3 separate regions of the Mus musculus genome follow, and all the other regions are linked to region 1. Evidence: chromatin loops called from intact Hi-C (ENCODE). Cell type or tissue: left cerebral cortex. All regions are shown on one strand.

Region 1 (8,000 bases):
TTAATGGGGTTATTTGATTTTCTGGAGTCCACCTTCTTGAGTTCTTTATATATATTGGATATTAGTCCCCTATCTGATTTAGGATAGGTAAAGATCCTTTCCCAATCTGTTGGTGACCTTTTTGTCTCATTGACGGTGTCTTTTGCCTTGCAGAAGCTTTGCAATTTTATGAGGTCCCATTTGTCAATTCTCGATCTTACAGCACAAGCCATTGCTGTTCTATTCAGGAATTTTCCCCCTGTACCCATATCTTTGAGGCTTTTCCCTACTTTCTCCTCTATAAGTTTCAGTGTCTCTGGTTTTATGTGGAGTTCCTTGATCCACTTAGATTTGACCTTAGTACAAGGAGATAGGAATGGAGCAATTCGCATTCTTCTACATGATAACCACCAGTTGTGCCAGCACCATTTGTTGAAAATGCTGTCTTTTTTCCACTGGATGGTTTTTGCTCCCTTGTCAAAGATCAAGTGACCAAGGTGTGTGGGTTCATTTCTGGGTCTTCAATTCTATTTCATTGATCTACTTGTCTGTCACTATACCAGTACCATGCAGTTTTTATCACAATTGCTCTGTAGTACAGCTTTAGGTCGGGCATGGTGATTCCACCGAAGGTTTTTTATCCTTGAGCAGAGTTTTTGCTATCCTAGGTTTTTTGTTATTCCAGATGAATTTGCAGATTGCCTTTTCTAATTCATTGAAGAATTGAGTTGGAATTTTGGTGGGGATTGCATTGAATCTGTAGATTGCTTTTGGCAAGATAACCATTTTTATTGATCCTGCCAATCCATGTGCATGGGAGATCTTTCCATCTTCTGAGATCTTCTTTAATTTCTTTCTTCAGAGACTTGAAGTTCTTATCATACAGATCTTTCTCTTCCTTAGTTAGAGTCACACCAAGGTATTTTATGTTATTTCTATGTTTGCTTTTTTGTTTGTTTGTTTTGGTTTTGGTTCCTTTGATGGGGATGCAAGAAGGTATGTAGAAAAATTGAGATTATATAAAATAAAGTTTCCAGAAATTGATACCATATGGTTACAAATTTGGTGCTCAATATTGGGAACCAAGGAAAGGTTGTTCTAGATATGAGTGAATTCAATCAAGTTTCTGTATTTTGTGAGTGTGGTGATAGGTAGCAATTTGTTGACTGAGTCAGTCACAATATAAAAAGTAGGTGTACCACAAAAAAAAATAATAAATCAAAGCCATAAGGCAGCAATTCTCACCCTGTGAATCACAACGCCTTTGGGAGCTGAAAGACCCTTTCACACAGGTTGCCTAAGACCATTGGAAAACACAGATATTTACATTATGATTCATAACAGACAAAATTGCAGTTATGAAGTAGCAACCAAAAAATTTTACGGTTGGAGGTCACTACAACATGAGAAACTGTCTCAGCAATCGGAAGGCTGAGGACCACTGCCATAAGGAGTAGAGATCCTACTGAACAAGGAACGTCCACAGAGAAGCAGAGCAAGGCTAGGGGAAATCTAGAATCAGTGGCAGAGCAGAAGACAAGGAACACCAACTCCTTGAGAACCACTGGTTGCATCAGCGCTGAAGTTTAGTCTATGAACCTCCTATGTTTGCCACTGTTGCAGCTGACCACCGTCTTAAAGGCTTAATTACTTGGACTTGATAAAAATATAAACTGTATCATTTGATTCCAGCCACATCTGTGATGAGCAATTCTATGCAGACACAGATTTGCTCTATAAAAATGGTGCTTAGATATTCACATTATGTTCCCAAGGGATCCTGCTGCTGCTATGAGTTATAGTAGTGGCCTGTATGATATTTTTGCAGGCAGATTCCAAAAGTGTGGAACAGGTGGATCAAAAGTTTTCCAGATCTTAGATTTCTGGCCAACCTATCTATACCAATGCCCTAATTAACATATTTTCATTTGTATTTTTCTTTTTTTTTTCTGTCTCTAATTTTGTTTGGGTAGTTTCACCTTATCTCTTCAACTTATCTATTCTTTTAAGCTTTGCCCATTCTCTTTATAAACAAATATAGTGAATGTATATATTAAACAATCAGTATAACTCAGTTCAGAATTTCTATTAGATCATGATTCAAGTTTCAAGTTCTTTGCTAAAATTTTCCACTATATTTACTTTGTTAAAACATTAACTATTTAAAAACCAGTGTCCAGTAACTGTAGTATCTAAATTTTTGAGCCACATTTTTTTTTTGTCTGTTGTCATGTCTTGGCACGTGATGATATTATTTTCATGTGAATCCTAGATTACACGGAACATTAGAGAGTACTTTAGGGCTCTGAATGGTTTCATTTTTCTCTTGAGAGGACTGAGGCCATATCTGCTAGGAAGTTGTGAGAGTGACAGGCCATCTCCATGAAGCTGAGGACTGACTTAAACTGAAGTTGGGCTTTGAGGAGTCCCGGGATCACTGTTAAGTCCTGGCATTAAGTGGACAGTGGTTTAAGTTTTAAACAATGTTTGAGTGTTTAGCAGCTTTATTGACATGAAATTCATGTAACATGCATAACATTTATTCATGTATAATTCCATGAGCTTTGACAAGTCCATACAGCTGTGCCAGTGGCATCATGGTCTAGCTCTAAAACATTTTCACTCTCTTTGAAGTTCCCTTGTGCTCATTTTCAGCAATTCCCTGCACTATCTGCAGGCCCCAGGCCTGGAGCTGCCCCAGGGTCCTTTTGATCAGTAGCACTGAACTTAAGTGTTAGTCTACATATCTAGGAGCCACTGGTTGCTTTACAAAGCACCCCACTCTTTTCATGTTTTCCCCATCTTGTCCTCTTAGCAGATTCTGCTAAACTGGTAAATTGTATTAAGGGAAAATATCTGCAAGAGTTATACTTTCTCTAATTTTTTTTTTGTCTTTTGTGTCCTTTCTGCCTATGCAAACAAATGCCACCAAACACGAATCACTTCCATTAACCAAACATTTTTTTTTTTAGTTTATTTTAGAGTGAACATTGTAGTAATTCGATCAAACTTTAAGGGCCAGAGTATGTTTGAGCATGCTTGATTTAGGGTGGAAACACCCTTAAGAAAAGAAAAGCCTCCTGCAACTTGTTCTAGCAACCATATTCCTATTAAGTCCGAGTATGCAAACTCTTCTGAAGCTATATGGCTTTAGTGACCTGGAGGATACCATCCCTTGTTTTTCACACGTAGAAATGTTTACTCCTCAGAGTCTTAAGGAATACCTACCCGTGTTAGTTAGTATTTGCTAAGTCTTTACTTTCATTGTTTATCAACAGGATCCCAATTGGCATCTGGTCCAGAACATTTGAATGACAATTCCCCATGCGTTGCGTAAAATTTGGAACCCAACCAACATTTCAGGGCATCAAGATACTTACCCAAAAGTTTCTCCCCATTCCCCAAAATGTTAAAGACGCGATGTCTAGTTGAGAACTCAAACATCATTTGCAGAATGTGTGAGTCTGATATTTTCCCTCAAATGATGAACACTAAGAGACCAACTATCCACTAGTTACACTGCAGTTTCAGCTGCTGGACTTAGAACTCCTCCGTTTGGAAACTTCTTGAGAATGCCTGTAGCTCTCAGAGATTACTCCTTGCATGGGCCTCAGGCCATGTGCATTGTGTGACCTCTCAGGCTGAGTGATAGTAGGAGCTTGGGTCAGGCTTGTGTCCTCTGTGAACAAAAGCTCTCTTTCCCTGTGAAATGTGCTTCCGAAGCTAAGGGTGTTTAAAGATAATGCCACTCCTCTTCCAGCATTACCCAGAGAGGCCCTTTATGTCCTTGTGGCCTTAGCCAGCCCCAGCATCACTCTCTTCCTGCCTTCTTACTTGTTCATTGGCCACCACTTCCTCAGATGGTGCGTATTGAGAAATTAGTCTGAGATGGGAGTGCCTTGGACAAATTATAATACCCCTCCTATATGTATCCCTCCTTCTAAGACCTCTGCTACCTCCCAGCCCTAGTACACAGCAGATGCTAAATTCTAAAACATTTTTTCTTGTTGGTGTGCTCTGTTTTCTTTTTTACATTTATTTATTTATTTATTTATTTATTTATTTATTTATACTTACTCACTTTACCTCCCTCTCTCACTGCCCTCTTCTTGGTCACCCCCTTCCCCCATCCCCTTTGCCTCTGAGTGGGTGGGACACCTCCTGAGTGTCCCCCTCATCCCGGCACTTCGAGTCTCTCTGAGGCTAGGTGCAGCCTCTCCTACTGAGGCCAGAGAAGACAGCCCAGCTTGAAGAACATATCCCACGTACAGGCAACAGCTTTTGTGATAGCTCCTGTTCCAATTATTTGGGACCCTCACGAAGGCCAAGATGCACATCTGCTACATATGTGTGGGGAAACCTAGGTCCAGCTCATGTATGTTCTTTGATTGGTGATTCAGACATTGAGAGCCCCAAAGGTCCAGGTTAATGGGCTCTGTTGGTCTTCCTGTTAGAGTTCCTATCCTCTTTGCTTTCTTTTGTATTTTGTTTGAATCATAAGAAGCAGAAAGGGGGAATTTATTCACTGTGCTCACATTGGGAAGAGGGTCCAAAAAAAAAAAAAAAAGAAAAGAAAAAGAAAAAAAATCCAGTGACTCCTTGAGTCCATCTTCAGGCTTCCGATAAAGCAGTTTAGTTTCAGCTTTAAACAGAGGGCCAGAGGTATGCATATCTAAACAACCTCCATCAAATGTGATCCTGCCCATCACTGTTTTAGCTCCATCTTTCTGAAAAGTATAGTCTGATAACGTGCAAATCTCTTTCTGGGAGAAAAGTTTTCCTTCTGGTAGGTCCTGTATGATTCCCAGTAGTTTAATATCTTGAAGTCCATTGTTTCATTCTTATGAAAGCCAAAGGGAGGTAGATAATATACAGTGTCTTTTTTGAATGTCTTCACTCTTTTGATTCTGTCGCATAACCTCAACCTTGAGGTGGTATATATTTGTAAAACAAAAATCATCAACGGGCTCCAAGAAGGAAGAAAAAAGATTAAGAATGCTTTTCATTCCACTGGCCACAAGGGGGAGCTGTGGCAATGAGATTCAGACTTCTGAGGAAGGCCTAAAAGAATTCACTGTTTGAGAGAGGGTTAAGAGAAACTTTGACTTATTTATAGCATGGAAAAGTGTGGTCTGCAGAGGCTCTGAACAGTGCTGTCAGGTGAATGGCTAAACACAGACCTCTTTCTGCACTGAAGTTCCAGCAAATGGTCTGACTGACTTCTTTTATGTGTACCTGCATGGAATTAGAAAGTAGTTGGAGATACAAGAACTGGGAACCCACAGGTAGGTGCAGGTAGAGAATACATCTTTGAAAGCAATATATGAAGCTCTAGGAGCTGGGTTTATGGTCTAACTCAGTCAACTCTAGTCTGGTCCAATCTTGCATGATGTGAGCTCCTATGACTAGCAGTGAATGCTGCAGACCAGGGGTTCCTTAGGACATTTGAGCATACAACCAGTGACAAAATCTACTAGTTAGGACGAAAGAGACCAAGAATCTCATTTCTGTTTCCCTCAATGAATTTCCGTTTATATCATCAAAGAATTAGACTAGCAATATCCTGTGGCTGTTCTTCTTCTGGGCAATCCTCTCCATTCTTGGAGAACTATATTTACACAATAATAGGAAACACTTCCTCTGGGCATATGTTCTATTAAAATAGCAACAGCTTCAGAAGATATCAAGAGCAAAGTCCCATTTGGATTCTATTTTCAACTTCTATCTCTATCTACAAATACCCTGGAAACAGGACTGCCCTGATGCAGACATTTTTGATGCTATCAAAATACCCGAAGATAGAAAACCAGAGGGCATTGGCTGCCACCGAGAACATAGGTCTGAGACAATGTGTTTTAACTCAAGACTCTATCTCACTTTTAATGAATTTGGAATTTCCCTTGCTTTGTGGAAATCTGAGGATGTCATAAAATTGCATTTTCTGTGCGCAGTTGCTCAGTAGCAGAAAGGAAGTTCTAGGATATCTACCCATGCTGCCGTATCTATTCCACCATATTGCACAAAGTGAGAGTCTAGCCAAATAAGTTAACTGGAAAATTATCCACTTTTCTTCAAAGCTTATTTATGTAGCTCATCTTAGAACAAAACAAAGAAATACACTGAAGATTGCCAATTCAATTTTCTAAGCTAAAACCTAACTTGCTTTCTGTGTCGAGCTGCTTTCAAAATCCTCTGAGAACACCAGAAAAGGCAAACACATGCATATCTATCATCAAAATTAAAATTTAATAGTGAGGATCTATAATTTAGTGCATGGAATCTCTTGGATTGTTCTCTTGCACACTCAATTAAAATATTTACAACTCTCTCCCAGTAGTGTAGATCATATTGTTACAAATAAATTTTGTTAACTGCTCTTTTTAAGAAACTGGATTGAAATTAGAGTGATACTATGCAATAGTATCAATAACATATGTAATTGTTGTGAGAGGTTGGATGAGAATTTAATAGTTAAATAGGCAAAACAACTGATAATTTGTAAAGGTAAGTGGGAAAAGGCCTATAATGCAATGTCTTCTTTGGTTTGCTCTGAGTTTTTATTTGGAAAACTGGTTGATAAACCTTCTGGCTCAAGATAACATTAATTAGTGTGTATGTTGACTTTTATGGTTTTTTTGCCAGTGAGAATGTTGATCATTCTTTTCTGGGTCAGTGCCACCGTAACATTCCCTGCACTGAGCAGAACAGAACCAGGCTGCCTTGCTCCTTGTTCTGTAGGAGATGTGAGAAACAGTCTGAGCACAGAGAGATGGAACACTTGTGACAATGACATCTCCATGGGTGCCTGTGCCACACTAACCACAGGTGACAGAGTCAGCTGTGAGACTCTCTCTTCACCATGACCTGCCAGGGCACTGTCCCCTGATTTCTCGGGGGATTTCTTCTGATGGAAATCACTCAAGGCAGAAGCAACAGTGGGAGTTTTGGTCCAAGGTGGACGATTTCATATATAAAACAGATGAACATGTAGGCTTCTCCCACTGAGACACACACTGTCTCAGCGTGTGTCTCAGTGGCCAGATAGAAGGAGCTTAAAGAAAGCTAAATTCAGACTCAGTGACAAAATAAGGCCCTGGCTGCCAGTTAGTCCACTTCCTGCTTTCGCTGGTTCTTCTCCAGCCTCTGCCTCATCCCCACTGCTCCTAGATAGTTCTATTTTTAGGTGACAGCCAAGCTAAAATTGCTTCGTTCAACTCTTGTTAGGGATGGCAGAGTCAGCTCTGGGTTCTCTGTAAGGCTGCCCTCTCTCCAGCTTCGCTAGAGCTTTCAGGAAGTAAAATCTGCATCAATATTTGTTTCTGCCTATCCTTCGGGCAAAACTAACAATGTTTTTTTTTAATTATTTAAAAAGTATTTAACAGTATTTCTAACTAACATTGCTTCCTGTAAAGAAGGTTTCCTTGGGTCAGGGTCCGTTCGGCATCATTTCTAGGCACTGCTCACCTGATTGCATCAAGAATATTTACAGAAAATAGGATAGATAATTACTTTAAATCAGCTTCAAGCATTCTCACTGTTCCTGCATGGTCATGATTACATTGTGACCTGTCCCTTACAATGTCCCCCCTCCCACCTCTTCCTTGTTTTCTATTTCTTCTTATTATCTTCCTTCCTTCCTTCCTTCCTTCCTTCCTTCCTTCCTTCCTTCCTTCCTCTCTTACTCTACCTTGGTTTCTCCACCAAACTTTCTCTCTCCCCTTTCCCACCCTCTTTCTCTTACTTTCCCCCTCCCTGTCTTCCTTCCTTTCTCTCTTTTCTTCTCCTTCTTTCTCCTTTTGTATCTCTTGCTTTCTCCTTTGAAACACTTCATATGTGAGCTTTGTGAAGTAAGGAAACACGATGTGCTAAGGGCACCAATGAATGCTCACAGAATTTTTAAATTATTGACTTTAGCTCACTGTTTTACAGATGAGAAAATGGAGTGCTTAAAAATGAATTGCTGATTTCCACATAACATGACCTGTATGATCCACAGGTAATCTATATATTTTCTACATTTG
Region 2 (8,000 bases), 200 kb after region 1:
GTACTCACTGATAAGTGGATATTAGCCCAGAAACTTAGGATACCCAAGATATAAGATACAACTTGCCAAACGCATGAAATTCAAGAAGAACGAAGACCAAAGTGTGGACACTTTACCCTTTCTTAGAAATGGGAACAAAACACCCATAGAAGGAGTTACAGAGACAACATTTGGAGCTGTGATGAAAGGATGGACCATCTAGTGACTGCCATATGCAGGGATCCATCCCATAATTAGCTTCCAAATGCTGACACCATTGCATACACTAGCAAGATTTCACTGAAAGGACCCAGATATAGCTGTCTCTTGTGAGACTATGCTGGGGCCTAGCAAACACAGAAGTGGATGCTCACAGTCAGCTATTGGATGGGTCACACGGCCCCCAATGGAGGAGCTAGAGAAAGTACCCAAGGAGCTATAGGGAACTGCAACCCTATAGGTGGAACAACAATATGAACTAACCAGTACCCCGGATCTCTTGACTCTAGCTGCATATGTATCAAAAGATGGCCTAGTCGGCCATCACTGCAAAGAGAGGCCCATTGGACTTGCAAACTTTATATGCCCCAGTACAGGGGAACGCCAGGGCCAAAAAGGGGGAGTGGGTGGGTAGGGGATTGGGGGGTGGGTATGGGGGACCTTTGGGATAGCATTGAAAATGTAAATGAGGAAAATACCTAATTAAAAAAAAAAAGAAAAGGAGGAAGTGAAAAGGAAAGTGGAGATGTGGCAGAAAGAACTAAATTCCCGAGAGGAAGCCTGGGAACGAATATGCGGCGAGAGAGACCCTTTCATCTTGTGCAGTTTGATGTGGTCTTGGGTTGAGCAACTGAAAGAGCCTGTAATCACCAAAGAGGATGTGGACATGCTGGTCGACAGACAAGCAGATACTGCCGAAGCCCTGTTTTTACTAGAGAAGGGGCAGTACCAGACCATCCTCTGTGTGCTGCACTGCATAGTGAGCCTGCAGACGCTTCCCATGGGGGTGGAGGAAGCTTGCCTTTCACATGCCATTAAAGCTTTCACCAAGGTTAATTTTGATTCTGAAAACGGACCAATAGTTTACGACACCTTGAGAAAAATATTTAAGCACACGTTGGAAGAAAAGAGGAAAATGGCAAAAGACAGCCTCTCCTGAGGCTTTCTTCTCTGGACAAGCATCCAACCTGAGCATCCACCCCTCCTGAGGGTGGCGCTTCTGCTCCCCGCCCCGAGGACCAGTGCTGGCCGCGCTTCCTGCCTCAGTCCATTGTCAGTGCCGCCTCCCTGGGCTGAGGATGACGGCTCCTCTTTTAGTTATTTATTTTAAAAATATCTTTGAACTGTGTCTTGAAAAATTGCCATGAAGTTGGTGCCACTTTATTTACTCACTGACTTGATGTTGTTGTGTTGGCATATTAAGTATGTTGTATCTGTGCCCTTACTCTTGTTGACATTTTAGAGGAAAAAAATAACCCTTTCAAAACAGTTATTTTTTTGACAAAACTCTTTGTGGAGTTTTTACCAAATAGATCATTTTAGTAGTAAAACCTTACTATGTATCCTTCCCAAGACATGTGTCCCCTCCCTCAGAAATATGACCTAAGATAGTCACAAAAAAAAGAAAAAAAAAAAAAAGAAATCCCAATGCTTTCTTTCTGTCTGAGGATAAGGTTCAAAGTGTACTTCCAGGAAAAGCTAAGATGATCTAACCACAGTCTTTCAGGATAATGAGCTCAAATATTTACCAGCATCTAATGATTTTTTTTCAAGTAAGATTTAAAAAATGAACAAAGGAATTGAAAATAAAAACTTACAACGAGAAGGAAAAGAACCCAAAGAAAAAGCACATGAAACAGAGGTCAACTCATTTGCCCACTTGGAACTCTATAAAAACACTAAACTGGAAGTCAAAATATATTTAAAAAGTATGGGATTCAGAACTCTTCCGATCCAGGGCATGCTGCCTCGGTCTCTGTGAGGTCATATGTGCATGAGTTATGTTCATTTAGACAGCTTTGTCTTCTTTGTGTCCTTTCTCCACCACTGGCTCTTACAGTATATCTGCCTTCTCTTCCATGAGGTTCACTGATCCCTGAGAAGAAGGATTCGGTGAAGGCATCCTATTGAAGTCTGACTGTTTCAAAGTCTCTCCTTCTGTGCATGATATCTGGATATGGGTCTATGCATTTCTTCCCATCTGCTTTAAGAAGAAGCTTCTCCAATGGAGACAAAGTAAGGCACTGATCTACTTCTCTGGCTTAAATAAATTAATGACTTTTCAAGAATATTTCTTATCGGTTCAAATACACTGTGGTTTTTTTTTTAAACAGGTCTTTGTTTGGCTTCCATCTATTTTTGCACAGTCTACTACTGCACTCTCTCCTGACTAACAATCCCTATAGTCTATGTCAGAAACAGTCCTAGTTTCTCTGAGCTCAACCTCACCCTTTATCTTTATACCCACTTAACTGTATATGAGAACATGCTGTCTTGATTTTAAGTTTTAAGTTTATTATTATACTTAGCTCAGAAGTTTAAAATAGTAGAGAATTTGATCTACAAAAAATAATTATTCATCTAGGGTTATGCATTCTGAGCTGTGCCAAGAACAATTTAGAGCAGATCAATCTTGGAATTATCTAGATATTCTAAATTAAAAATATCAAAATACAACTAGGGGGTAGATAAGACAGTAGAGATGCCCCTTTCAGTATTGTCACTGGATCAATCCCATGATTCTTCTGTAGCAGGCACTCATCTAGAAACTAGTGAGTAATAGGAACAACAGTATTTAATCAAGACCTTCTAGAGTCTCAGAATCATTTTAAAAGCTTCCACATGGACTTTGTCATCTTTCCCAATTAGTCTCAATCACAGCAAAAATCCACTGGTTTTATGGCTGCTCAGAAAGAGAGGAGCCAGCAGGTTTTGTCTTCTACATGTTTTCATTCTCATTCTTATTCTTAAAAGAATGCCACTCTCAATTTTCAGTCTCTTTTGAGTGCTCTGTATCATTTAATTGATCTCTTTAAAGTATTTTTTCATGAGCTTTGTTCTTTCTTACTAGGTAAACTTCAATAGTAATTCCATATGTAACTAAAAGTCTCTCATATAAGCTACTATGTAATTTCCCACTTTATTCAATTATTTTTTGCCTGTTACATTTTCCCTTCACGTTTGCCACCCATAGTCACTGCATCTTCTATGTTTCTTGTTGACAAAATTAGCTGTGAGTGAACAGTGCAAGCTCGCTTCCTCACAGGCAACTCAAACTCAAGGAATTTATTCCTGAATTTGTTGCCTCCTCAACCTGCCCCCATTCTGGGCACACTGTATTTCCATCTCAGTGATTGTAATGATTGTGAAATCCCATTCTCAATTACATTAGTTTCTAAATCTCTTTGTTTCCTGTCCCCACAATGTCATGAATTAAATTCTCACAGGAAGATATATAGTTGCTGGAAATGCCCTGACAGTCAGCATGGCTGCATGGGGGGATGTGTTTGGACAGGAAAGGATCTGGGCTTGGGGATAATTTCAACATAGGACTTTTATGACTCCTCAAGGAAGTTTGGAGCTGGACTTCATCTGGCATAATCCTAATGTGAAGGCTACAGGATTCATGTCCTCTTTTCATGTAAACAAATCATTGGACATGACTGTGCTAAGACCTGACAAGGAACTGGGAAGCAATGAGAAAGAGCCTTCACTAGCTTAGACAATTCACCAAGAAGATAGTTATTGTCATTATTCGTAGAGCAAACATGTTCATCAGATTCAATTTTCCCTCTCTATTTCTGATCTAGTGTACGCTTTCACTGTCCTCTTCCTAGAAAAATAATACAAAGCTCTCATTCCTGGTCTCCCAGCTTGTACCCATAATTTAACATCATGTACATAGGGTGTCCATGTTTAACTTTCTAAATTTATGCAGTACACAAAGCCTTTCATAAACATTTCTGTGCACACACACACACACACAAAATCTGTCCAAGTGTTCTAAATTCACTCTAGCACTTTGAATTTAAGCCTAGTTGAACATGTTGTATTTCCTTAAATAGATCGTGTTGAATTGGGACAGCTGTACCTTTTAAAAGCTCTCTCCTGAGTCTATTTCTTTACCTCTTATACATTATCCCATTCTTCAGCCAGGGAAGACCTATCCACAAAAGCTTTTCTGACCTTTACAGAAAAGAAAAGCAACTTCTCTCCTGTGAAACGATTGCTAGGCGCAGTGATGGGTTTTTATGATTCTTTCCATCTAGAGTCATTATAAGACTTTATAGATAGGAGTGGTATCTTGAGAGCTTTACATGCCTGGTACTGTGGATAATTCCTGGAAGATAGCATGCAGGGAGGAAGAAGGAAGTGGGGAAGGGACAAAAGTAGGCTCAAATGAGTCTTCAAGTAGTTCCTCAAGATTCTTTTGAAGAACATATTTTCTGACTTCTGGTTAATGTCTATTTAAATTCTCTACACCCCTCACATCCAAGTCCTTTTAAAAATAAAACATGTTTGCTTCTAAGAAGATTGGTTCAGAGAAGTTTAAAAATAGACTGTTTCACTGGACCAAAAAATGTGTATATATACACATATATTTCTCACAATTAGATCTGATGGTGATATATAATTGAGATCTAGGAAAAAGCAAATATGAAAGAATGGCATGGAGAAACAGCAGCTCTCTTCTTTAAGGGACTCTTCATTTTGAAACAGAAGATACACAAGGAAATGTTTATGTGTGCATCTAAATATGAATCATGTTTTAATTTATCAGTGTTACTAAATTGTGTGCCAGGCAGAAGTAAAAATTAGAATGTTCTGATCGCTCAGTGTTTGAAGCTACTTCTAAGAGAAAGGTGAACCTAAAATCATTGTAGGGGGAGTCTAACTCAATAAAACCCTAACAAGTCAGTGACGACAGGGTTGAGATGGTTGACTGATGACCACTCAGTCACTCTATGCTTTCTGGGAAATCAGTGATTGCCAGTTGTTGCTCCACATTCTTAACATATTTGTTATATAAATAGATGGTTGATTTACTGCTCACAGCTGCCCCATTGCTGGTTTGATGTAGCAACTCCTGGCTCTTCCTATTGAAGAATCCTCCCTTTCAGATTGTCAGAGTCCATTTATTCTTCAGAGCTCACACAACATTGCTTCCTTTCCACCCTTTATAATTAGATCACATTCCGTTATTACAGACTTTGAAAGCTCTGAAGTGTATTCATCTCCAAACCTTGCAAAATAGTTGCAGTTGAAGGTTTCCTAAGACTAGGATAGAATTAGAATAAATAACCAGAGTGCCAAACCTACTTTGGATGAGGAAATTAAACAAAAATACTTTTCCTTTGATGTGAAAAGCAATATAGATGAATCTGTATTGAATAGGATCATTATGAAACCCTGAACAGTTGACAGGGTTATGCCATAATACACTAACTTCTAGAAGAACCCAATCTCTGCCCCATGACCTAAAACTCCTGCTTTAGCCCAGCCTGTCCCATGACTGCCAAGTTCATGCATTGTCTGGCCTTTAATAATCTGGGAGCAGGTAAGATGCAGAATTTTCAAACTCAGGAAGGAAAATTTTCCTTTGTGTGTGTGTGTGTTTTCCTTATCATTCTGTCCTCAAATCCCACCCTGGACTTTGCTGCCAAAAGTTGTCTCAGCCTGCAGGCCTATTGGATGCTATTATCTCCAAAACTCCAAAGTACTCTATTATGGGGACTGGAAAGAAAATTATTCTGGAAAGTTCTCAAACCATGCCCTGTGACAAAATGTATTGGTATCAGCAAGACCCAGGCATGGAACTATGGCTGCGCCATTGTTCATATGGCATTAATAATACAGAGAAATTAGAGCTTTCCTTTGAGTGTAATATTCAGAGAATGAATCCTACCTCATGTTAAGCACATTTTTCATACACAGCCCTCCACACTCCTGCCTCTTTCCAACCCTAATCTCTATTACTATGGCTTCAGCATCTATTTCTGTGACTTTGTACCTTGAACAATGAAGGACCTCAATTGATGTCCTCTCTCAACATCCTTGCAAGATACCTCCTTATGGGACTTTTGGCTTTAAATATCTGGTCTTTTGCTTCCAATGTGATATGCTGGCTGGGAAGATTTCTTCACAGCACTCATTGTGCAACATCATGAGAACTTAGATTTCTGAAACCTATATAAAATCTAGATGCAGCTATATACACCTATAACTCCATTCCTGTGAGGAGGAGAGTTGAAGATAGAAAGATCCTTATTGGCCGGCCCATCCGTGTTCTAAAGTATTTCAATAACTTCTTATATTCTTAGTGTGGAAAATGGTTGCATCCTGTGGACATGCTTTTCCATCCACTTGTTAAATGCACATTCGATCCATTTCAGTTTTAAATTTTTTATGAATAATGCAGATATAAAGCTTTATTTGTGAAAAAATGGATTTTCTGGAAGTGTATTTGCCAAGCATTAGTGAAATTTTATATTAAAAAAATTTAAGATATTTGAATAGAAGCCTTTGCAAAATGTTTTCATAGATTTAACCAATTCTCAGTCTTATCATCCTCTGTTAGCCAAAATAATGGCTCCAAAAATATCTACCTCCTATTACTCAGTAACTATGAATACATTACTTTATATAGAAAAAGAGAATGAAGTGTGGAGGTGTAATTAAGTGTTCAGCTAACTCAATACAACAAGATTATTGTTTGGATTGTATAGCTGGACTCAGCCTAAACATTCATGTCTTTAACAGTGACTATGGTTAGTGTGATGTTGCTTTCTTTGAAGATAAATAAGAGCAACCAGAGAAAGGCAGTGGTCTCTAAAGGTAAGGGGACAGATTATCCCATGGATACTCAAATCAAAAGATAATCCTTCCTGCCTCTTGATATAAATCCAACAAGAATTATACTTAATTTCTAATCTGTAGTATTCTACATGGTTATCCCGAGCTAGTATCTCGCCAGCAAGAATTCACTCAGACAACTGGATTCTTCTACGGCAAAGCTTTATTGCTTCATCTGAAGGAAGACCCCGAACAAGGAAACTGGTGCTGCTTATATACCCCTCCGTGTGACGTGTCAACTTCTGATTAGCTGCTCACTCATCACCCCACTACTACACCCCGGAATGGGCAGTGACTTGGCACGAATTTACTCTTGCACCTGCGCACATTACTTGTTTACCAGTTAGGCACAGCGGAGGCTCATGATGGCGATTGCTCACGGCTCTCCACACATGGTAGCTTTGTGATTAGTGTTTTATGATATTAATTTTACAGTGATTTATTACACCAGCCATAGAAAAGCATTTCACAACCCCATTTCCAAGCAAGCAAAAGAAGGCAAGGCTATGCTAGGAAGTAGTCCAAGGAAAGGCAAAGAGATAAACTAGGGTTTTCATCAGATAATGCCACTTCTAAGAGCAAATTTAATTTATTGCTATAGCTTGTTCCATTCCTGAAAATATTTCATTACAGATCAAATTTACATTTCATCAAGTGTCTTTCTAGTCATTTTTACCTCAGAGAGGGGCTGTTCTCATAGGAAGAATTCTTTCTTCCATTCTTGTTGGCTGTAGCTAGCAGAGAATGTGTTGGCCTTTGCTAGGTAGCTGCTACCCAGCAAGGCAAGAATATTTTTACAGAGGACAGAAGTAATCTTCTGAGTGTCAAATGATTAGAATGTGATTTGTCCTTGTAACTATGAGTTTCAAAAGAAAACTGACTCACTGTCCCACTCACACAAACAGAAATTCACCTTGTATGAGAAAGTAGCATAAAATCTCTCAAGAATACTACATGATGTTTCTGTAGCAAACATTTAGGAAAAATAGATGGTTAAAGTAGAAGATGAACAATTCCAAATTGTACACAATAATGATAAAGTTACAGTAAATAGAAACTTGTATTTATTTGGACTAAAGGTGTCAACCTTTTACAATACATATTAGGTTGTCAAAACAAAATGAAATAAAACTCCTGCTGTTTTTTTAAAAGCAAAACAAAAGAAAACT
Region 3 (8,000 bases), 500 kb after region 1:
ATTCCCTCAAATGTACAGTTCTGAGCATTTCTTTCTCCTAGTGGATCAGTTACTTTCTTATAAAAACATTTCAGCTCACTTTTATCCTTCTATCATTCTGAAAGCACTGTATTCAGAAAAAAAAAAAACTCAGCACCAGGTGGGTTCTGACCTACATAGAGTAAAGAGGGAGTTAGTTATACCCCTTGTTTTTGATGTGTTAGGTATCATTTGGGTGGGGCGACTTTTTACCTTTGTATGTCTACATCCTGCCGTTGACTCAGAGATCACTTGGGACTCAAAACTCTAGTTCTTTCACACATGTGCTGCATCTGAGCCATGTACCCCCTCTGTGTGTGCAAATTGTTGCTTTTCTATCTGTGAGGATGTGCAGGAGACCAAAATGTACTTCGGTTCTCTTGCATTTATTTCTTTAGTGCTTCTTCCAAACTTACCAAGTCTCAACAAGATTCTAATTCTGTAGTCCATTATATTTATCCCTCTATCCTCACACTCTCTCAGATGGGATCATGTCGCCTTATTTAATCTTATACAAGTGATTCACAAAATCACAGCAAGATCTCAGCTCGATATGGAGCACATGTTCTCCAAACTCTGCCTGGAGTCCAGGATCTGCTAAAACTCAGAGAATCAGTTCTTCCCCCTCCTCTCTCCCCAGCTGCAGAATGCATTTACCATCTCCAGCTTTCCAGATCCCTTCAATTCCTGTGAACCAAGGTGCTCCATAAGGAGCCTCAGACCCTACTTAGTGGTTTGTTGATGAAAATTCTGCAGGCCTTGTAGCACTGACAGAATGGTAAGTGGGGAAATCTAAGTCCTTCCCAGCTCCAGACACACACATTGTGATATATCTTACAAGGCATCTGACCTGCAAAGGGACAGTGCTGATCTTGAGTCCCATAGTTAACCAGGCACAGTAGGACCCTTAATACTTGTTTCCCTGACCGATTCCAGCAAAGAGATATAGGAACATGATAAAAAAAATAATCTTAAGAAGAACTGTTTTTCATCAAACATCAGCAAGTGAAGAGATGCATTCCTGGGACTTTTCGGTTCCTGAAGACAATGGGGGAAGGGGTGGAAGCATCTCACCCCAGGTCTGGCTGTTTATCTGTAAGTAACATCAGCACCAAGTAAGAATGGCCACCTGCCATAGCTCCATCTCCAGGAGTCACAACAGGATGTGGTTTGACATTTACCAGGTCCTACATCTGGGGTGCCTGTGAATGCTCCCCCACTCACTCACATTCTGAGCATTTTGGGAACCACACTTGCCACATCCTGTCTTCAAACCCTTCTCATGCAGCCCTTTCTACCTCAGCCTCTAGCTATCACCGTGACAGTGAGAACAACCAAGAGGAGGGTCTCTAAAGGGGAACCCATATATCTCATCTCAAGCCCCCCATCTAAACTATCTTACATCTGTTAGAAGTCACACAGGAAACAGAAGCCTTCAGTATGCACCATGGAGACAGGTGCAATAACAGCTCTGACCTCATTAGGGTTCCCATGGCTCCCACATCACCGCTCTTCCCACTTCTCTTTCCACTTAACCCCAACTCCAGTCACCCTCTCTTCACAAGTATCCTCCATTTCCTTCAACTAATGTAATGAGAGCCCATTCATGTAATGAGTCACAGGAACAGAGTCTAAATAATAAACCGAATGAAAAATAGATGGTCTGTCTGTCCTGCATTCATTGGCTGGCTTTCGCTGGGGTGTATCCTCTGTGAGTAAGGGCTGTAAAGTGAATGTGCTTTGTATTTCCTGCCTCATGTGGGTAAGATGAGGGAAACGTCTACACACAACACAGGAAAGAATGGAAAACCAGACCTCCAGAAACTCTCAAATGAGGAAGTGGGAACTCGCAAAATATACAAGCCAATCCTGCTCTATCCATCACACACTCAACTAAATCATATAATCTTTAAAAAATCATATGAAGTAGCCCAGCCTTCCTAAGGCTGGGCCTTTTTCTACCTTCTAGAAGCAGTCAAGGGGCCCCAGTCAATCCCATTATGGCTTAGATCCTTGAGGGGAGTTTCTCTAACTTCTGTGGTCCTCAGCAGCCTGTGTGTGAAAATCAGGCAATGATATCCTTAGGGATAGTTATTGTGACACATTTATAAAGTCAAAGTCAAAATCAGCATCCTTACAGATCTCCTAGAAAAGAAGCCACATTTAACCAGGAACCATGACATTGATGTTGGCAGCAGGTAGCACCTACTATTAGGATATGCCATCCTGAAGTGTTTTCCTGTTTTCCCTAGTTATAATGACTGAGGTTTTGACCTTTGGGTACAATTGAAACAGTTATGGCAGCAGAATCTTTATGCATAAATAGAGGCAGATAACTAAATGCAGGATAATGACTTGCTCTAGTGTGTATACATGGTTTTCAGGACTCTCCTTAAACAGCCTCTTCTTGTGTGCTACATTATCCTTAGCCATCACTAGGATTTTCTTTTTCTCATTTGCTGTTTCCAAGACTTTAAAGACGCTGAGATTTCTGTGTTTCTATTCAAACAATCCTCTCATTTGGAACTTAATTGTATTAAATCTAGCTAAAAATCGTTTCTCCTTTTAATGTACACACACACACACACACACACACACACACACACACACACAGTGTTTCTCCTTGAAGACAGACCCTGAGATTGCACAGAGTTCCAACAGGAATGTTCTAGGATGAATTCAGAGCAGACAGCACATGAGAAAATTGGCATCGGTTTGCCACATAAGCATTGTCATGTTTGTGACATATTTTCTGTTTAAATATTTTTAAATGAGACAATTTGGAGGAGCTACAGTCAAAGTACTTTGTAAGCTTCCAGGGAGGAAAAGGACACCTGCCAAAAGTTAGACTTTGTAATAGTACTTGCAAAATATGATCTCCTTCAATATCTAACAATGCATACAGATAACATTTGCTGGTGAAAAAAAAATGAAATCTAGAAAAACTACATAACTGCCCTCAGGTCTTAGAAACTAGGAAATCTAGACTTGAAGTCAAATGTTTTACTTGTAGCTTTGCCTGGTACCATCTTTAATATACTTCATTGTTTTGATCTTTATGATGGCTCTCTGTATCCTGGCTACTTTACACCTATTCATCAAGTGTGATAGAGACATTTGGACATTGTCAAGTATGTTGTTGATCACTCAGTGTCTCTGTTTTGATTTTTCCTTTGTATATTAATTAAATGAGATTGAAAATACATCAGTGATACATCAGAATCACTCTAGATAGTGTTTGGTGCCAGGAACAGAGGATTTTAAGACTTCTTGTGCCCTCTTGTGGAAGAAAAGAGACATTGGGGGAAATTCCCTTTTGGGAATATGATCTAGAGAGGAGTGAGGGCTAAAGAAATCTCAGTTGCCAAGGTAACCAGTACATCCCTTTCCAACCATTCACATCAGTCTCTTCCTCTTCTTCATTTCCATCCTAGTCACTATTCCATTTTAACCTTTCTGTCACACACACACTCCTCCTCTTTACCCTCAGTCTCCTGTGTTTCTTATGCTACCATCTGTTTGTCTGTTTTGCTACAGAAGAGTAGAGGAGAGACAGAAGTTTAAACTGGGAAGTATAAATGACAATACAACCACTATCAGACCTGGTAACACATGCTTGTTTGGATGAGGCAGGGGGATTGCTTCAAAATTGAGGCAAGTGCAGACTACATAGTAGAAATTTGTGTCAAACAAAACAAACAAACAAACAAACAAGCAACAGGACGCAAGCAGCAGTAAAAATTCCTGAATGAACATTTTCCATATTAACTTTTACATTTGATCTTAGACAAAATGCTAAGAACTTTTCTATATTAAATTCTATCTTGCATAGCTATCTAATGACATCTTGTTCCTCCTTGATTGATGTCTTGAGTATCAGCCTTTATAAACTTTCTAACCTCAGCAGAAAGATGAATGATGGAGATACTCCCAGAGGTGAAATTAACTAATTGAGTTACATAAGATTCTCCTACCTGGTATCAGATACAGATACAGGTATATCCCACTTCTCTCTGCCACATATATCCATGAGCATGCCCAGCGTACCTCAATAGTAATGTAGAACAAGTATAGAGTGTTTAGACAAGAGTAGCCTGGTTTAAGGACGGGTATACAATATCCTACTACTGGATACTACAAACTGGAAATTTTACTGTGTGTAGGCAACTCACAGGTTCTGCATATGTGAGTCACTGATAACGAGTTTAATAAATGTCTTTGGTGACTTCTGACTTGAATCATGTTGTTTTCCAGACTTCAACTTGACTATCAGCCAGAAATTCAGTGGCAAACCCCCTCCACCCATCCCTAGTGAGGGTTCCTAGTGAGGGAGGAAGGACTAAAGAGAGGGTGTGGTTTTTGCACAGATGTCTGCCCCACCCTACTCAGTGTGAGACTCCAGGCACAGAGGTAGAAGCCAGAGTGGCTGAGAAGCAGCTTCTCCGTGCTTAGGATGAATTGGTCGTCCTTCGGCCTGGAAGCTGAGAGGTTCAGTTGCACCACCGACTCTACCTGGCCAACAGTAATAGAGTAGAAGAGTTGCTGGAGGGTGCCTCCTGTGGCCTGCCAGTACCAGTAGAGGTTAGGGCTTGATTTCCCCTTTATGGTACACCCCAGAGACAGTGGGCTGCCCACAGCCTTGATCTCGGCAACTGGCCATTGATGGATAGTCTGAGCACTAACACCTGTAAAGAAATAGAGTCATTTAGAGTAGAAACACACACCTCTACACATACACACACACCAGCTTGCTTGCCTTCCCTCTGAAGGGGTTACATGTAATCAGTCTCAGGGAGTATACTAGAAGAGCCAGGGATGAAAAATGTTACAGGGCAAGGGGAGACAAATCCTTTCTAAAAGATACAAAACTGAGAGTCAATACTGAAAGAGTGTGAAATGCCCATATCTCAGTAATTGGAGGACTGTGGTCAAGAGAGGCAAGCCAGTACCAAAGAATCTACACCTTTAACAGGTGGAGAGATGGAAGCAACAATTTGAAAGTAGGTTTTCAACAGGGGAATGCACCCACCCAAGAACATGCCCAGGAGAAAGGCAAGGAGAGAGTACAGCATAGTTCAAGATGGTCTTTGTCTAGGCTTGTCTACTCTGCACTTGTACTTCCTTTTCTAAGCCAGAGATGCACAGGCCCCTCCTACCTCAAGACTGGCTGCCAGAGTGGAAGTTTAGATCCCCTTGAGCTGGGGAGGAAATGAGGCTGGGCTTTCTTAAGCAGGTGGTGAATCATCCCCACCCTCCCTGGGAACCAGCTGTGCTCTGCGCTTGTTAGCATTATTACACTCCTGCCTGATGTTCTGGTATGTAAATATAGTTAATGATTCGTTATTTATGGGCAAACAAGGGGCAACACTCTAGGTACTCCTGGAGACATCCTGGTGTCTTTGACCATCAGAGCAACTATTGCTAGTAAAATAACAAAAGGGGATTTTATTTTAGTCAGTGCCAAGATATGTCACCTACACTGTTTGAAAGGAAAGACATGAAGGCAGATAACAGCTCAAGAGATTTAGGTCTCTGGAGTTTTCAAAGGAGAAGAGTGTAGTTCTGAGTAAAGGAACCTGTTATGTCATCCAACAGGAGAAGTGCACATCCTCTTCAACCTTGGTAGGTAGGACTAGAGACCCAGACAGGCAGAATTAATTACTAAAGGAATCAAAGCTGGCCTGTGTTCCATGTGCCTACTAAGGCCCATCTAGATCTATTTTATTTGTTCCTTTACTTAAACAACATATTACAAGGCCTCACAATTAGATGGGACCAGGTCAATACTGTAGTTCATTCCTCTTGCTGTGTAGAAAACCTGTGTTAATTCTGAATCTTACTTGTCTCGTGTTTAAGATGTGACAAATAATACCCAGTAAGAAGGACTACAACACCAACAAATGCCAAATGGCTCAAAGATATGTTTTGCCCGATACACAGCAAGCACTCTTACAAACATTGCCTTTAAAGCGCAAGCAAACAGCCAAGACGCAGGGATTCACAAGGGGGTAGATCTGGCAGGTAAGAGCTGAAGATGCCAGAGACACAAGAAGTGTAATGATGCTGGGCAGAGGGGGGAAGATCTGAAGGGTAGTTGGTAGAGCTTCATTCCACTGAGATGAGGCATAGCACCCTGAGATGCTTGGAGGACAGCCAACTGGTCCCTTGGAACCTCACTTGTGCGGTTCTTTGTTCTCTGAAGCATTCATTTATAAACCAATTATTCAATCTTAGATGTGGGAGAGTGGTTTAAAGTGAGGACCTGGAAAAGGCAGCAGTAGGCGTGGCCAGCCAGGGAGGTTGAGCCTGAAGCAAATGAGCTGTTTGAAGTGCTTCATCACTTCATCGGGGTCTGGTGACCTAATGCATTTGTTACTGATGCTCTTGCTTCAGAAGCATGAGTTAAAATTGGAGCTATTCACTCTGATGGCTTCCGTTGCAGCACTTTCCAGTTGCTTACACCGGAGTGCCCCACATTTATGGAGGGAGTGTTTTGTTTGTTTGTTTCATCTTTTCTAAGTCTAATTAACCCTCTTACAATATTTATTTTACTGAGAAAGCAAGTGATACACACAGTGCAGTGCGCATGCAATAAACACTTAGAAGTATGATGAAAAATAGCTACGGGCAATGCAGGAACCTAATGCTGTTGGAAAATTGCTCAATCTCAGTTTGTATAAATCTTTTGCTAGAACGTGATGAAATATATATGCAAGCCAGGATTTGGGGGACTGGACTGAAGATAACATACACACATACTGTCTTTGACTGCCTCTGTTGTTTATGCCACTCTTCTTTTTTGTTCCTGAATTAGTATTTTTTAGGGAGTGGGATGGACTCCCTAGAAGGCCCTTAAGTGAGAACTAAGCACAGAGAAGAGGGAAGGTAGGCAGTGGCATTAGGAAAAAGTGAAATAACTGTTCTTGCTTTCAGTGGGACTATATCGTATTTTCCTTAGGCTGGCAGGTTTAGGTGCCATCCTAGCCCATGATACCTAATATAATCCATTGGTCACACTGGCTCAGTGTCATTGCCAAGTGTAGAAACAACACAATCTTCCTCCTTCGGTGTGAAACAGCAGAGTGGGGGAGAGGAGCCGCATCAGTCAGATCAGAAATACCAGCTGGCTCCTAAATCCTGATCATTATCACAATTCTAGCTTGAAGCTCCTTCCATATGGCTGATGTCTTAGGGGAAAAAAAAAGCTCTCTTCCTTCTCCATTACCATCTGCAATGCTGCTGATTCATTCAGTCATTCAAGGCATTCATCTGTTGATAGGGATGTAATCCCTGGGCTCTGTAGCTGCAAAGCTTTGGAAGGGAAGGGTCTGGCCACCTTTAGCCCCAATGAGGTGTTGACTAAACTGGGTAATCAGAGACTGGTTTGCCCTGTGGCCTGCTCTCTCCTTAACCTTTCAAGGCATTTGAAGGTGGGGGCCCATTTCTCTGATAAACCTCCTATGAAATTCCTTTGCTACCTTCTGGGCCTTCTTCTACCCCTCCCTATGCTAGATTTGATTCTAAATTAATTACTACAGATCTGATAAGCTTCACATTAAGAGAATGGCTGAATTAGTCATCTTCTCATTATCACTTATACGTTTTATGTCTAAATAATAAACTTGGGAGGCATTTGTAATGTCTCTTTTTTCCTCTACAAGAGTTAAAAATTACTACAGCTTATGGAAAGGAGTGGAGAGTCAGTCAAAGTCATGTGTCAGAATTCCTTGTGCCTGTTGTGGCTTGCATATGCCTTCCAAGGCATATGTACTAAAAACTTAATCACTACTTCAATAGCGATAAAAAATCCTTCAAGAGTGATTAGAGCATGAAGGCTTGGCGCTTAAGATGGATTAATTCTGTTATGGTGGAAGTTCCTTAAAAAGATGAGCTTGACATGTTCTCTGCATCTCCCTCTCCTTTTCCCTCTCCTTCTCTCTCCTTCTACTCCTCCTCTATCTTCATACTCTCTCTCTCTCTCT

Evidence for each region. Hi-C counts contacts between places; a loop is a spot of excess contacts. Peaks named below come from ENCODE experiments on the same cell type or tissue, not always from the same donor. Only the 100,000 strongest peaks of a DNase experiment are listed, where the experiment ranks them.
Region 2: a loop joins it to region 1, with 4 times the contacts of the local background. A loop is called at or near these places in 4 of 42 quality-filtered maps.
Region 3: it touches region 1 in a loop (2.7-fold over the local background); 8 of 42 quality-filtered maps call a loop at or near these places.

The regions. Positions count from the first base shown.
Region 1 is chr6:41,050,755-41,058,754 of GRCm38, forward strand. It overlaps Tcrb. Among named protein-coding and RNA genes, the nearest start is that of 2210010C04Rik, 19 kb to the left of the region's middle. In left cerebral cortex, a CTCF peak has its summit at 4,997 (motif pointing right); DNase peaks (open chromatin) are centred at 5,114, 5,764, 5,912, 6,773 and 1 more place; H3K27ac peaks cover 2,117 bases.
Region 2 is chr6:41,252,634-41,260,633 of GRCm38, forward strand. It overlaps Tcrb, the pseudogene Gm2719 and the pseudogene Trbv27. Among named protein-coding and RNA genes, the nearest start is that of Try4, 46 kb to the right of the region's middle. In left cerebral cortex, no CTCF peak of the experiment used is centred here; DNase peaks (open chromatin) are centred at 3,995 and 4,260; H3K27ac peaks cover 1,918 bases.
Region 3 is chr6:41,553,282-41,561,281 of GRCm38, forward strand. It overlaps Tcrb and Trbv31. Among named protein-coding and RNA genes, the nearest start is that of Prss2, 36 kb to the left of the region's middle. In left cerebral cortex, a CTCF peak has its summit at 3,307 (motif pointing left); DNase peaks (open chromatin) are centred at 522, 3,340, 5,218, 6,314 and 1 more place; H3K27ac peaks cover 2,221 bases.